Linked DNA regions of Homo sapiens: region 2 is linked to region 1. Evidence: read pairs that join two places in POLR2A ChIA-PET (ENCODE). Cell type or tissue: OCI-LY7. All regions are shown on one strand.

Region 1 (8,000 bases):
TCTGCCTCACGGGTTCACGCCATTCTCCTGCCTCAGCCTCCCAAGTAGTAGGGACTACAGGCGCCTGCCACCATGCCCAGCTAATTTTTTGTATTTTTAGTAGAGAAGGGGTTTCACCGTGTTAGCCAGGATGGTCTCGATCTCCTGACCTCGTGATCCACCCGCCTTAGCCTTCCAAAGTGCTGAGATGACAGGCGTGAGCCACCTCACCTGGCCCTTTTTCTTTTTTTTTTTTTTTTGAGACGGAGTCTCACTCTTGTTGCCCAGGCTGGAGTGCAATAGCACAATCTCATCTCACTGCAACCTCTGCCTCCCGGGTTCAAGCAATTCTTGTGCTTCAGCCTCCCGAGTAGCTGGGATTATAGGCATGCGCCACTATGCCTGGCTAATTTTTGTATTTTTAGTAGAGACGGGGTTTCGCCATGTTAGCCAGGCTGATCTTGAACCCCTTACCTCAAGTGACCTGCCTGACTTGGTCTCCCAAAGTGCTGGGATTACTGGCGTGAGCTACCCTGCCCAGCTCCCACTTCTTATTTTCTGAAGTTGCTTTCTGTTTGCTTTTCTTGGGGCAGGGGATATTTGTTAGTTTGTCTCAATGGATGTTGGATCGTATCAAATGCCTTCCTATTATTTAAAACCCACCAGGGCCCTTGTTAGCTCCTTTGTCCTGCCACCTCCCTCTTCTGCCTTGGTCTCTGATTCCTGCCACACACGCATCTTGGCAGGTGGCTCCCCTTGTTGCTTCATGGAGAGCACCAGAGCCATCCGCTGGGGGCTGAGGCCACCCTGCCTGACCCCGCCCTGCTGAGAGCTGAGGGATCTCATCTGTGGCCTCACTCTTCTCCTGTGGGTGGCCCTCTGCCCTGCTCTTCCTAGGTCACTCCCTCACCGTATCCTTGCTGCTTTCTTTGCCCTCCTGCCTCTCACCACGTCCAGACAGCTGCCTCCCCTCTTTTTTTCCCCCCGCATCCATCATTTCCCAGCTGCTTCCTTCGAGAAGCCAGTCTCGGTGCTCAGATGAGGCCAAGAAGATCTGCTGGTGGCAGGTTCTTAGAGGGCTGGGCAGCTTCCCTTCCTAGCATAGACTGATGAATCGGATTGATCGGAAGCTCTAGGAGGGTGTGTACCATCCACATGTGTTTCTGATTTGGGGCCAGTGCCCAGTGTGTGCTGGTTGGCCACCGGCTGCTCAGAGCCCCTGCTTTGCTGTCTCCCTGCCAATGTGTTCTGATAAGTGAGGTTGTCTGAAAGTTGGGTTCTGGAGAACTGACGTTTTGCTGTAAGTCATTTAAGGTCCATGTCATCTGCCAGCTGACCTCAGTTTTCTTGAAATTGTGCATGGGATTGGCACTATTTAAAACATTTTGAAAGTAAGCAGAACATTGGGAGTTGAGTGCTGGGGATGTGGTTTCAGGTGCTGAGAGCCGAGGCCCTGGTGGGCCACCGGGCCTTCTGGAAGCCCATCCTCTGCAGACAGCAGGCGCTGCCTGTGGCCCCGAGCTCCTCTTCTTGCCACTGGCACTCTCAGATTGGTCTCCCTTCCCCAGCCTCTGTGGATAAAGCTGCCTTAAAACACAGTGAACATGTGGAAGAGAAGCGATGCTTGTTGCCATCTGGACAAACGTGTAGACTTTAGGTTAGAGAAGTCCTGTGTCCTGGCCCATCAGGGGACACAGAAACTGCTGAGATGGTAGCTCAGGGAGCAGGAGTTCGGGGGTGGAGGGAATCTGAGCATGGTCCTTGTCCTCTCAGAAAAGCAGAGCCGACTGCTTGCAGAGTTGACTGCCCCCACCGCTGGCCTGGAAGCACCATCCAAATGGTGACTTCACTAACTGTTTTTAAGTTAGCAGATCAAACGTATCCAAATATGTGAAGTCTTAACATGGAGACTCCAGAGGTGCTGAGATACTGCTGGCTTCAGGAAGAGTGCGAGATGGGAGGTGCAGGCTCGCAGAAGGACAGTGCTGCGGGGGAGCTCTGAGGAAAGGAGGGTTGTTTCCTTCTTGCTTGCTGATGGTGAGAAGAATCTGGAACTTTTGTTTGGAAGTGTCCTGTGCGTTCCGTGTCTCGGTGTTGCTGGGCCAGCTGCCCTCTTCCCGGGCTGTTCCACGGGGCCTTCCCTGCGAGCCCCGTCTCCGGGTGCCAGGGGCTGCATGCCCTGCACCCCGGCGTCTCCCTGGGGTTTTGGTGGGAGCCTTTGCTTGTTGATTATTTTATTTGTTGACACATGTGCTTACTCTAGTAAGAACTTACGGTGACTAAGAAAAGTACTCATAACCCAAGAAGATATGATTAATGAGAAAGTGAGGGGAGAGGGAGAATAGAGTGAAAAACGCCCACCTTGGGCTCTGTTCAGCTGCTAGTGGAGTAGGGTAGGGGGAGGCTGGGAGGTGGGCACAGAGTTGGAACTGAGCTCTCAGTCAAGGCAAAGGGAATGCCCAAAGTGTCATTTGAATGAATTCAGAATCTGCAGATGAAAGAGCACATGTTAAAATTGTGCAGAAGTGAAGGCTCTCTGTTAGTGCAGGATTTTTAGAGTCTTGGGAGTTAAATATGTGCAGATGAATATGCTTTATCCTGAGGTTTAGCAAAGTGTCGAGAAGGCACCCTGGGCCCAGCCAGCATGCTCACTGCTGTCGGCGGAAGCGAGCACAGCCTGATTCTGCACATGCTGGGCCTCAAGGTGTGCGGTGCCTGGAGGACGAGGGCTTGGACGCCCAGCCTGGAGCAGCCTGGCCACGTTCCGACCTTGGACCCAGGCTCCCTGAAAGAGGGAGTCAGTGAAGTCACATGAGGCTTGTGGGTTTCAGAGATTTTAGAAACCTGAGAAAATTAGAAACCAGGAATGGCTGAGAATATAAGGGAAGGCTTCACGAAGGCAGAAGTGATACCAGGTGCTCAGTGTTTTCAACAGAAGCCTTTCACCTAAAGCCGTGGAGAAAAACCTGCCTGAGACCAAGTGCAAGTCATTTCCTGTTTGTTGCATGTTGTGTCTGTCAAATAGACTCAGGCATTTCAGGAAGCTCAGGTGCAGTTGGGCAAGTGAATTGAGTACTGAGAAGAGGTGAAGGAGGCCATCGTATTGTGGAGGTGGTGGGGTACGGAGAGCCTCCTGAATCAGGCCCTGCCACGTGTTTATCCATGAGGTTCCACATCTGTGCTGTGTGGCCCTTGGTGTTGCTTTCGTGGTCACCTGATACATTTTGTGGGGCCAGTTTAAAAAGTAGATAAGACAATTCAACATTATTGGCAACTTAGTAAAGTTTTTGGACGAAATTTGTTTTCAAAAAATTATTACTCTAAGCATGTTAATTGGAAAATTGGAGGCTGTACTGAGGTGTGTGGAGTAGGGCAAGCAAGACCCTTCCCAGCACTGTCCAGCCCATCCTGCGAGTGCGTCCTCTGGCTTCAGGGCTAATTGAAAATGTGCTTCGAGGCACGACAGGCCGCAGTGGGGTGTGACAGTTAAGAAAAAGCCGAAATGGGCACTGCTGGGCAGGGTAAACTTTATTAACTGTTGAATGACTGGAAAATCATTTTAATGTTTCAGAGCTGTTTTAAATTATGTGTCTGTCTACGCATGAAAGCGAATCTAAATTAGTATTGGGCTTTGGCATGAAAAGGCTGTGGTGTCCTGACTCTGGGTGGTGACGTCTGTGATGCTTGTGATGCTGCTGTGTCGTCCTATCCAGGACACCAGAAACTCAGATTCGTTGCCTGCACTGACCGGGCACTGTGGAGATGCAGGTGTCCAGTTTCCTGGCGGGCTCGTTGGCGTCCCTGCCTGTGATTCCGCTCCCTGGAGTGCTGCAGAGGCCTCTGCTGCCTCCTCTCCTTGTGCACGTGGCCGCACACCCCTATCGGGGCTCTGGCCCGCTGCGCTGCTCGCCTGGCCTCGCAGCGCTGGCATTGTGCGTCTTTCCTCCACCTGGCCAGCTCCTGACACCCACATGGGCAGCTTCACCGTGACCATGCCCCTGCGGCGCACTGTTCTTCCTTCTGGCCCAGCCCTGAGGCTTCCCCTGACCACTGTGGGTTACCTGTGCCTGCCATTCTTTTTTTTGTTTTTTTTGAGACGGAGTCTTGCCGTGTCACCAGGCTGGAGTGCAGTGGCGCGATCTCGGCTCACCGCAAGCTCCGACTCCCGGGTTCAAGCGATTCTCTTGCCTCAGCCTCCCAAGTAGCTGGGATTACAGGTGTGTGCTCCCACGCCCAGCTAATTTTTGTATGTTTAGTAGAGGCGGGGTTTCGTCATGTTGGCCAGGCTGGTCTCGATCTCCTGACCTCGTGATCCGCCTGCCTCGGCCTCCCAGAGTGCTGGGATTACAGGCGTGAGCCACCACTCCCAGCCTGCATTCCCATTCTTTACCAGACTGTCAGCTCCTGGAGGCCAGGAGTCAGGCCTTCCTTACCCCGCCCCACCACGGCAGCCCCAAGTACAGGTGATTGGATGGAGTGTGCATGTATGAGTGTGTGTGTGTGTGTGTGTGCGCGCGCGCGCACGTGGGCACTGGGCCCTGGTGCTGCAGAGCTAGCAGGGCTCCCTTCGAAGGGCTTCTGTGTCAGAGTTTACCAGGAGTCCCACTGTTTACCTTGTTACTCCACTTGCCCACCGCCCCCAAGTGGAGATTATCACACAGAGTTGCATGTCTAGATAGCAAAACAGTCCTTGCCTCCGAGTTTTATCTTGCAAAATTTCAAACTTAAAAGAATGAGTACAACAAACAGCTATGTACACCTTCCCTAGATCCATTAATTCCTAAGTTTTTTTTTTTTTTTTTGAGACAGAGTCTCGCTCTGTCGCCCAGGCTAGAGTGCAGTGGCGCGATCTTGGGTCACTGCAACCTCTGCCTCCTGGGTTCACACCATTCTCCTGCCTCAGCCTCCTGAGTAGCTGGGACTACAGGCGCCCACCACCGTGCCCGGCTAATTTTTTGTATTTTTAGTGGAGACGGGTTTTCACTATGTTAGCCAGGATGGTCTCGATCTCCTGACCTCGTGATCCGCCTGCCTTGGCCTCCCAAAGTGCTGGGATTACAGGTGTGAGCCACTGCGCCTGGCCCATGAATTCCTAAGTTTTGAGCAAAGCAGTTTTAACCTGTAGCTGACACAGGGGTTGGTATTTATGGGATGCAAGCCTGTGCCTTTGTTGAGTATCATTGGAGGCTTAGGCAGGTGCTTTATGGCACTCCTGAATGTGAGCTCACTGTCGGGAAGGAGATCTGTGTTGGAGGTCAGGTGGATGCCAGCCTCACTGAAGGCTGCTCACGAGCTTTTTAGAAGCAGCTTTGGGTTGAAGTTTGCAGCAGGGCTCTGCTCCCAGGCTGTGGCTTGACAGACACGCATGTGCACTGTACCTGTTCACGGAGGTGTGTCCATGTGCTAAGAATTTCCTAAAGTGATGGCGCCAGATACAGTCGCCCCGCAGTGTTCTCGGGATGGTTCCAGGGCCCCGTACGCACATACAAGTTCCCTGTGGAACCCAAGCGAGCAAAACGTCAGCCCTCTGTGTACGTGGGTTTCATGTCCTGTCAATGCCGTATCTTCAGTCCTTGCTTGGTTGAAAAAAATCTGCATGTAAGTGGACCCTGGAAGTTTGACCCATGTTTTTCAAAGGTCAACTGTAATATCCTGAAGTATTTTTACCAAAATACCTCAGCCATTTAAAGTTAACTTAAAGAGAATTCAATTCAAGGAGGTAGCATTTTTTTGGGGGGTATGTTTGAGTTTCCAGAAGCCCTGGTAGGCAAAAAGGCCAGAACCCGTGTGTTGGGTGGGTCTGTCCCTGTTGGTCACTCTGACCGGCCCCCCTTAGCACCTCCAGCATCCCAGAGCAGGTGCGGCTCCTGGGTGTCCAGGCCTCTGCTCAGTGCTTTAGGGAGGCTCAGCTGCAGGAGCAGAGCACGTGTGGGACCCTGCACCATGGAGAGGTGGCTGTGAGCAATCAGATGGCTTAGAAGCTGCTTTTACAACCTGGAAAATGCAATTCAGAATGATACAACTCCTGGCCTGGCTGACTGGTTGCACGACCTAGGCCGCCGAGGTGAGGGGAGAGCAGCCCACCCAGCAGGGAACTGAGAGGGGTCAAGGGGCAGGCGGGAGGCTGTTTCTCAGTCACTGTTTCTTTGCCCCGTGCGCATGGAGCGATGTGGGCCATGCCTGCTGTGCCCTCCGTTGTGTGTTGAGGGCTTGGTGACAGTCAGTGTTGCATAAACACCTCTTGAATGAATATGTGATTTAGATGTTTGTGAGGTAAAGTTAATGATTTTTTTAGGAATCCAATGCAGAAAATTAATTATTTGCCAAGGTTATTTTATCCTGTTCTGAAAATGGATAAATTTGACACAGTTCCAGTAGTATGGTTTTGTGGTTGGCAGGAGAAACGGAGACAGGTAAGGAATTAGCATATACGGTGGGAGAGGATGGGCCTGGGGTAGGCACAGCACACCTGTGCATTCACTAAACTTTTCTCCAATCTGTTCATTTGTGTGAACTTAAGAGATTTAATCCCTGAGCCCAGGGAGCTTGCGTTGAGGGGGGAGACAGACGTTAGGGAATGACTAAATCACAAAACAGTCACCGAATTGCAACTGTGATAATGCCAAGGGGGAGGAGGGACTGTGTAGGCCGATGCTGAAGGCTGGGTGAAGGTTTTCCAGGGGCAAGTCCCATCAGTCACAGTGCCCGTTTAGGGTTTGCACCTTGCTCTTTTGACGACGCTGCTCGGCTCTCAGGGCTGCGAGGCTGGCTTCTTCCCAAACTTCATTCCACTCCAGGTTTCTGCACTGGGCCCTGAGAGCCACATCTGGCCATCACTACAGATGCACTTTTGCAGTGCCTCTGCATTTTGAGGTGAAAGACAGTCTTTAAACTTCAGGGTGAACTTCTCACTCGGAGTTTGGTGTATTGTTGCCATTTCTTTTGTGTTGATTTGCACGTAGCTCTTTTGTACACAGGCACGAGGGTAAGCATTCCTGTTGAGTCGCAGAGGAATTAACGAGTGAAACAAATCATGAGTAGAAGTCTCCACGGGTTGGTGTTTTAACTTTGCTCTAAGGTGAGCAACTGCGTATTTGTGAAATTTGGCCAAATGATGAGGGGATGCTGAGTTGGCTGACTGCTGTGCAGACCACCTAAGGAATAAGGATAAATCCTAGAATCAGAGCCCGGGGGAGAGTGTTGGGCCCAGCTCTCCACTCACGGGGCGGCAGCAAGCCGTGGGTGGGTTGGTGGAGGCCCCATTTCTGCCTGCGGAGCAGAGCTGCTGATCCTTCAGGAGAGGCTGCTCTTTCCTGTGCCGAGTGTGGCCTGCTGGATTCGTGTTTCTGCGGAGCCTGGCTTTCCAGAGGGTGTGGAGGGTGCGCGCAGTCTGTCCACCTGCGGCTTTGTGGAGATGGGGGCTGGAGCCAGCTCCCACAGAGCTGGTACTTTGTGGCCTGCTCCTCAGGCCTGACCACGGTTCCTTCTGCGTCATTTTGGGGGATCCCTTTTCCATCAAAGGAGCTAGCTTGGTGTTATTTTTCAGAGACTTGAGCACGCACTTTCATTCGGAGGCTGGGAGCTGAGAACCCCTGCAGCTGTTTCATGCTCCGAGCTACTCAGTGAGATACTCTGTTAAAAAGGCAGTGTGGTGGAGGGTGTGATCGCTTGGGGTGCCATCGACAGCACACTCACGTCCCTGTGTTGCTCACGGGGTCAGGTAGAGTAAAACTCATTGAACGTGGCCTGGTTTTTGTGTGTGGTGGTGAACAGAGTTGTTAATACGACTCTCGGGCAGCTCCTAGTGTTCTTAAGAGGCAGGGCTGGTGGGGGAAGGTCGTGTGCTAGCTGTGAACTTGGCAGTTATTTTCACTCGGGAAGGACGTTGGGAGGAAGAGGATTAAAACTATGCTTTCCGTTATTTTTTGCCGGGAGGGTTGTACCTTTTTCTTGCTCTCTAAGGGCTCTCTGCGTGTGTTTTAAGAGCTTTACTGGGGTGTGATCCACAGCAATAAACTGAG
Region 2 (8,000 bases), 130 kb after region 1:
TTTTTTTTTTTTTTTTTTTTGAGACAGTCTTGCTCTGTTGCCCAGGCTGGAGTTTAGTGGCATGATCACACCTCACTGCAGCCTCGAACTCCTGGGCTCAAGTGATCCTCCTGCCTCGGCCTCCCATGTAGCTGGAGCTACAGGCCTGTGCCACCTCTGCTGTGTGTGGTGTGAGATTTTTAATCAGCTCTCTGAGACAGGTGGTGACGAGGCGCTGACCTCATACTTAGACGTCTGCAATGCTAGAATCTTCCTCCTTCAAATATTCCCAAAACGACACCTATGTAGCCTCTTTGCTATAGGTGAAGTCAGGGCTCGACAACAAGCCTGTGGCCTGAATCTTTTTGTTTTTGTAAATAAAGTTTATTGGGACATGGCCACACCCACTCGCTTCTGTTTTGTCTGTGGTTGTTTTTGTCCTACAATGGCGGAGTTTCGGAGTTGCCACGGAGACCTTCCGGCAGCCAAAGCGCAAACATTTACTCTCCAGACCATTCAAGAAAAGGTGTGCCTGTCCCTGTGTCAACGGCCGCTCATTTGCCTGCAAATCCCTGGGAAGGTGGGGCCCCGCACGCTCCTCTGTGGATCTGCCCTTGCACTCCTGCAACGAGCACGGGAGCGGTTCTGCGGGGTGGTGACCGCGTGCCCCAGGGCATGGCTGGCATTTAGGGCACTGCCCATAGACCCCGGGTCTCCGTGGCTGGTGAAGGGCAGAGTGAGGCTGCTTCTCCTGGAATGGAGGCCCCGGGGGTCCTGGTTTCAGAGGCCCCGGCTTGACCTTTTCTGCCTCTGCATCGTTCATCCGTTTGTGCTGCCTGCCCTGCTCTGAAAACGGCCATCCACGATGCCTCCACGCCTGCCGAGGACCCGCCTTTCACGATTCTGGAACTCCAAGGACTGAACACGTCATGGTTTGAATTTCCATCAGTTGCTGGAAGCCAGAAGGTGCCCCTGGCTCCAGGCTGCTCCTCAGGTGTGACACGCAGGACTGCATCTTGGTGATTTGCTGCTGTACTTAATTTTTGTCTGTCCCTCCCACATCCTGTTTCCTGGCAACTAGACTAGTGGCGGTGAGTCAATATCTCATAAAGATGAGCCACGGCCGACTGCGAACTTTACTTCCACCTCTGACGGACAGTGGTGCCACTGAGGCCCAGCTTTGTCTCCTGGAAGGCTCAGGACCTCCTTTTGCCTCTTCCCACGGAGCAGGTCTGAATGAGCGGAAATGGGACTCTGCTGCTGCCCTTGTCACCCCAACCCCATGGGCCAGCGTGGGATTGATGCTTTCACTGAGCTGCCGCTTACTCAGAAGCGTCCGGCTGGTCCTAATGAGGCCTTGACGTTCCCAGCCACCCGGCGTTGGGTGCTGCTTCTCCCGGCCGGAGCCCGGTGTGGACGAGGGCATCTAATTGGAGGGAAGTGCCCAAGCCTGGTGCTCTTGCCCAGCCGGAGCTCAGCGGATCCATCACTGTAACTAGCACAGCTGAGCGCCGGCCCTGACGGCTCCTGTCTGGCTGGGGTGTGGTCTGCTGCGCCCCCCGACGGGGCTGGGAGCCACCTGGGGACACAGCCAGCTGTAGTTCTCTGTTCTGTGATTGCTTGCATTGGAAAATTGATAGCGTAAACCTACAAACCACAGCTCCTTTGGACATTACAACATTATTGCTTTTTGCAATTCTGTGTTCTATTCAGTAAAACAGTGACGATTTCTGCTGAGTTCTGAGTTCACAAATCAGAATTGTCGGATCTGTGGCTCTTGTGACCAGAAGGAAGTTGCAGGCCCTGCCCCTGCCCCTGCCCCTGCCCCTGCCCCTACTCCTCCTGCTCCTGCTCCTGCTCACTGCAATACCCGCTTGAGTGAAAGGACCAGTCATTTAGCTAAAAATTAACCTGAAACCCCTTTTTGGGCTTTTGGGTCCATAGACCAGATTGGCTTGCTCCCTTCCCAGAAAGGACAGAGAGGTTGACCCATCTTCTTACCCGGGATTGGAGCACAACTTCAGGCAGCTCCTGTCAGCAGCTCATCTGTGCCAGGGTGAAGGACACAATTGCTATCAATCGGCATTATTAATCATACAACAGCCACGATGGCCATATTGTTGCTGTTTTACTCATTGGTCTTTCTTTGAGTCAGGTACGCTGCCAAGGGACTGATATCCGGGAATATTCGGTCCTCACACACCCATCAGGCAGGAACAGATGAGGAAAGGGAGGCAACTTGCCCAAGGTCAGCAGCTGGTCAGTTGTGGAGCCAGGCTTGAAGCTGGGGAGTCTGGCCCAGCGCCCACCCCCAACCCCTGGGCCCCATCTCTCCCATGCAGCTTGGACAGGCGGGTCCAAGGAGGCCTGAGAGACTGGCGGAAGCACCGCGGCTGGGAGGACTAAGTCTTGACCCCCAGGCTGAGGGACCTCAAGTTTCTGTGTGTCTCTGCCTTGGGCTTGTCCTTTCCAGTCCGCCATTCCCCCACGTCTCTGGGCCTGTGTCCTGTTGGTCCCTGCCCCAGGGTGGACCCAGAGTTGGCCTCTCAGAAGCGCCCCCTCTGCAGCCGTCTCTGGGAAGCCGTCCCTGGTAGGAGGAGCAAGGAGGCGGGAGGTGATGTCGGGTGGGTGGGAGCTCCTGGTCCCTGCGGCTGCCACCTCTGTGCTCGGAAAAGTTGGCTCCAATTAATGATTTATGGCCGAGGCTTGCACTGTGCGGCCGAGGCTTGCACTGTGCACCCAAGCGTAATTAAGGGCACTGAGTCCGTTCTAATTTTAAGATGCCAAATTCCTGTGCTCAGGAACTCACGCTGAATCGTAATTTCTCCCTTCTTCTGCAGAAGTCAGGGACTCACAGGGCTTGGCCAGAGTGGGCACGCAGCCAGGCTTGAGGGGCTGGGGATCTGTGGGCGAGAGCTGCCCTGGGTCAGCCCAGCCAGTCCCCCCCGCTGAGGCTGGCCAGTAGCCTGTCTGCCCTGCAGAGCTGGGGCTGCCCTTCTTCCTGGCCAGGAGGGTCACTTCCGAGGAGGGACCGCAGGCAGCATCCTCGGGCGGCTTGGGGAGGGAACTTCCAGAAGGACCTCAAAAACATGGGGACCACAGACCCACAGACCCCAGGGCTCCTAAGTTCAGCTGACACCCTGCCTCTGGCAAAACCATTTTTAACCCCTTTGAGAGAAAAATCTGTATTTCCACATCAACTGTGATAACCAGGCACTGGCTGAGCTGGGCACATCCTAAACGCTGGGGACCCACTCATCCTGTCCTCGGAGACCCTGTGGGGAAACCACCACGACTCCCTTCCCTCTTTATTCAAAAAATATTTAACCTGGGCTGGGTGCGGTGGCTCACACCTGTAATCCCAGCAGTTTGGGAGGCCGAGGTGGGCGGATCACGAGGTCAGGAGATCAAGACCATCCTGGCTAACACAGTGAAACCCCATCACTACTAAGAATACAAAAAATTAGCCGGGCGTGGTGGCAGGCGCCTGTAGTTCCAGCTACTCGGGAGGCTGAGGTAGGAGAATGGCGTGAACCCAGGAGGCGGAGGTTGCAGTGAGCCGAGACCACGCCACTGCACTCCAGCCTGGGCGACAGAGCGAGACTCTGTCTCAAAAAAGAAAAAAATTAACCTGATTTTATTCATGCTTGCTTGGGACGGGGAATAGATCATTCACAAAAGACATACAGTAAAAACAAAATATGTCTTATCATGTATGCATTTTAAACTACAACAATGATATACCACCTCCCTCTTCTTTTCTTTTTTTTTTTTGAGACAGGCTAGTGTGCAATGGTGCAATCTCGATTCACTGCACCCTCCACCTCCCAGGTTCAAGCAGTTCTCTGCCTCAGCCTCTTGAGTAGCTGGGATTACAGGTGCGCACCACCACACCCGGCTAATTTTTTTTTAAAATATATATTTTTAGTAGAGATGGGGTTTCACATCTTGGCCAGGCTGGTCTTGAACTCCGGACCTCGTGATCCACCCACCTTGGCCTCCCAAAGTGCTGGGATTACAGGCTTGGGCCACTGCGCCCGGCCCTCCCTCTTCTTTTAACAGCTGGGGAAACTGGGCTGAGAAGGTTTTGGTGACATTGTTGTAAGCCCCTCACCTATGAAAGACCGAGACGGGACAGGACTCCAGGTCTGTTAAAGCTGGAACCTTGTCTGCTCGCCACCCAGCTCCATGCCCCTGGGATGGGGGTCTGGGCACCACCCATGGCATTTTTAGAGCAGATTTATATTGCTGAAGTCTTAAACTTTCACATAGATCAGCAGTGCTCCCGACGACACCTTGAGGTGGGATTAATTCTAGGTGGAAAGCCGGGATAAAATCCTGCGGCTCAGAGAGGTCCAGCTCTCCGGCCTTGGCTACACAGCAGGCAGGGACCAAGGGTGGGGCCAGGGCTGGGCTTCCTGACTCCAGGGGACCCCCCCTCCGTGAGCATGTGTGTGGATGGGGTGGGGGTGGCCTGGAGGAAGGCCTGTGATGCCAGATCTCCAGGGTCACTCTGTGCTGTCTGGACCTGTCCCTGAGAACTTCACTGCAGGACCCATCGGTGTTAATAGGAGGCTTTGGGGCAGGGTCTGAAGCTTGTGTCCTCTGTGGCCACCAGCTTCTAGCGCAGCAGACCCCATGCTCACCTGCTGGAGGGAGTGCTGAGGGCCGAGGGTCCCCACTCAGCCTCACGTGGGCAGTGCAGCCGCGCTCAGAGCCAGTGAAGGGAAAATAACTTTTAATTAACATTTAGGACTCAGAATCGGATCATGCAAATCCCCTGCATCTCTGTAGCTTCTGCTGATTGTTCTTGATTAGGCTTGGTAAAAATAGCCTGGCGGCATGTGCGGCAGTGTGGCCGGCCTTCGCCATCCTGCTGGCCCCTCTGCCTGCTCCGTCCCACGGTGAGGCATGGACAGTGTCCCGGGGCTCCTGCCTGTCACCCATCTCTAGGAGGACACACCAAGGGCCATCCTAACCCCGAGTATTTACTGACACCCCTTCTCCAGGACCATGCGACCCAGTCACCTGGAAAAGCCACCGCAGGGTGGAGGGAACCCTCCCTGCCAGGGTCATCCGTCCATTGTCCACCCACTAGCATGTCACCCCGCCGGCCTGACCAAAGCAGTGGACTGCAGATCCTCTCCCGGACTGTGTTAGACTGGGAGGTGCCGCAGACACTGGCTGAGAAGCATCTAGACATATCTGCGTACTCCTCAAGAGATGCCGTTCCCCTGCCCCGTGATCTGGGGTCTGGGACCTGCCTGAGGCCCCCTGGAACCAAGGATGGACAATGGCCCATCTCTGGGAGGCGCACGAGGCTGCAGTAGCCTGTGCTTAGCCATTGGAAAAGCACAGAGACGCCTCTCTCTAATAAATGCCATGGGGACCCTCTGCCCCAGTCCCAGGAGGAGGAGCCCCAGGGTGGTGTGGCCGGTCAGCAGTTGCGGCGAGGGTAGCTCAGTGCCAAGGGCTGCTTAGTGCTGGTCAGTGGGGGTGGCTGGTCAGTGCTGGTGGCTAGTCAGTCCTCATGGCTGGTCAGTGTTGGTTAGTGCTGGTCAGTGCTGGTGGCTGGTCATTTCTGGTCAGTGCTGGTAAATGGTGGTGGCTGGTCAGCGCTGGTGGCTGATCAGTGCTGGTCAGTGCTTATGCTGGTCAGTGCTTGTGGCTGGTCCACTAGGTCTAGAAGGGCCTCTGCCTTGGCCTCCCAGAGTCTCGGGATGGGGACCAGAGATGAGGGGTAGGGCTTGCCTCCCAGAGTCTCGGGATGGGGACCAGAGACGAGGGGTAGGGCTTGCAATGGAATGATGGGATTCTCTGAATTTTGGGATTTAGGACCACAATGCCCCTTGTTTATCTTCTGCCCCCCAACGTCTCAGAGAATCAGGCCATCCCCACCTTTCGTTCATGGGGACACAGAGGCAGGAATTCTCCCCTGCAATGTGCTTTAAGTTGCCTTGAGTCAAATGCAGAATTCTGTGGGGGGCTCAGTGTGACTCCCTGGGCTGGCCGTTTTTCAGAGCATGTGCAGGTCAGGGACATCCTGCCGGTTCTCCATCTTCCTTCACAGGGATGCTGGCTCCGAGAAAGGCAGAGACACCTGCTCCACACAATTTGGGTCACCTTCTCCCCTCCCTCCCTGCCATCACTTCCTTTTCTTTCTCGGAGTCAGGGAGGAAGGACAGCTGGGGCTGTCCGGCCAGCTGTGTGGGTGCAGCCCTGCTGCGCTCTTGGGCCTGGACGTTATTATTCTTCAGGGCCCTGGGGTTAGCAGCTGCTTCCCCTATGTCCAGACTCCCCGGCAGCCTGGCCCTGAGCTTTTCCTGACCATTGCTCACTGGCCGGAAGAGAGCAAATAGAGACTGAAGCCAAGAGAGAGAAGCAGGTGTTTTCCAAACCATCTGAACGCCTTCCTGGCCAATTGTATGAGAGCTGTTGCATCCTGGGGCTGCGCCCGGTTAAATGCTCCTCGGGCTCCTGGTTGCCCTGGCCGCTTGCTGCCTGGACTCACTGCCAGGAGCCTGGGGGAGCACCTAGAGCCCCCCTGCCCTGCTGCAGTGGGGCTGAGCTGGCTTCCTTCGCTGTGATCTGCCATCTTCCCACCAGATGGCGTTGTGTGCTCACAGCCACCTCCGCCTGGTGCAGCTGCGCCCCAGGCCTGGGATGCAGGACGCAGGAGGCCCAGATGCGGGACGGCCGCTGTGGCGAGGGGCTCTGGCCTTAGTTGCCTTCTCAGCAAGCCGGCCCACCCACCGGGAGGAGCGTCTCCCTCCTGACCCCATCCCTTCCCCTCTCCCTCTTAGCCTCCCGGAGCCCAGAGTCCTCATCTGTCACTGGGTTGGTCGGGGTTGGCTGGGATCAGAGGCTAGCTCTGCACCCTGGCTGTACCCTGGCCGCACCCTGGCCTCACCCTGGTGCCCGAGGGGCACCTCCACAGATGCAGCTGGTGTGCCACTGTCATTGCTATCATGACTGACACACAGCTCTGCGGGGGCCTAGGCCTGGGGGAGAAGGGGGTGATATGGTGGTAGGAGCAGAGAAGACCCTGAGATCCTGGCATCTCAGGGCCACGGCCACTCTGGGAGCCCTCGCTGACTCTCCCCTCTGCACGTCCCAGCCTGGTGCCTTCGACCTTTCTAGAGGGGCTCCCGGGGCTGGGCCACGTGCCCATGATGTCAGCACTGCCACACGGGGCCCAAAATGACAGCCTGGGGACACCGTGTCACACCCCATGGACCCAGGGAATCACCACAAAGGGTCCTGGTTGGTAAGCAGGGCGACAGCCAAGGCCGGGACCTCCCCAGATCGCTGGGCAGCAGGGAAGTGGGGTCATCAAATGTCTGTCGGCGCAGTGGCCTCTGCAGATTTCAAGGGAAGGGTCCCTCCTGGTGGTGCAGCTGCCCTGCTGGAATCCAGAGGAAGTGGGGGCTGCATGCCTTACAGCCCTGTCTCCACCGTGTTCCCACCAGAGAGAGTTTGGTCCCCTGTGAACTAGGGGCTCGGGGCTCACACTGGACTTTCAACAACATTCAGTGAATGGTCACTCAGGCCCCAGGCAGCCGGTATGGGGCCCAGTCACAACCCCCTTTCTGCCGACAGCAGGCCACAGAGGGTCAGCCAAGTTCCACACACAGGGATGGACCCGCCATGCCAAGGCCCCATCTGGGCATTCCCCAAGCGGGTCCCACACGCAGGCCTTCCAAAGTGGCAGTGACATCAGCCCAGGCAGTACCAGTCAACTCCTCCAGACATCACAGAGATGCCTCCCAGGTGGCAACCGACCTCCGCCGCCGGTCCCCTCCCTGACTGAGCCCCGGCCTCTCTCCTACTGCGCACATCAGGAATCGAGCCACTCCACACAGCAGCCTCCGCTGCCCAGGGCCTTTCTTACACGCTATCTGCCAAGTGCCCGTCAGGCAGAGCCGCAGAGAGAGAGGAGGCTGTGCCGCACGCCAGTGCATTCCTGCCCTGCACGGGCCATGCGTCACTGGGCAGCTTCGAGGGACTCACCGTGCTGGCGG

The links. ChIA-PET counts read pairs that join two places held together with the same protein. Peaks named below come from ENCODE experiments on the same cell type or tissue, not always from the same donor. Only the 100,000 strongest peaks of a DNase experiment are listed, where the experiment ranks them.
Region 2: POLR2A ChIA-PET joins it to region 1 with 6 read pairs; 2 of 35 experiments call an interaction of 5 or more read pairs at or near these places.

Annotation. Positions count from the first base shown.
Region 1 is chr20:62,025,977-62,033,976 of GRCh38, reverse strand. All of the region lies in intron 1 of TAF4 (TATA-box binding protein associated factor 4), which reads left to right. Among named protein-coding and RNA genes, the nearest start is that of MIR3195, 35 kb to the left of the region's middle. RefSeq lists enhancers at 2,632-2,701, 2,742-2,801, 5,337-5,972. In OCI-LY7, no CTCF peak of the experiment used is centred here; DNase peaks (open chromatin) are centred at 766, 2,666 and 2,966; H3K4me3 peaks cover 2,019 bases; H3K27ac peaks cover 3,602 bases.
Region 2 is chr20:61,895,037-61,903,036 of GRCh38, reverse strand. It overlaps CDH4 (cadherin 4), which reads right to left. Exons shown (of 16, transcript NM_001794.5): 8 at 7,990-8,000. Among named protein-coding and RNA genes, the nearest start is that of MIR1257, 55 kb to the left of the region's middle. RefSeq lists an enhancer at 1,062-1,955. In OCI-LY7, CTCF peaks have their summits at 6,382 and 6,581 (motif pointing right); a DNase peak (open chromatin) is centred at 6,596.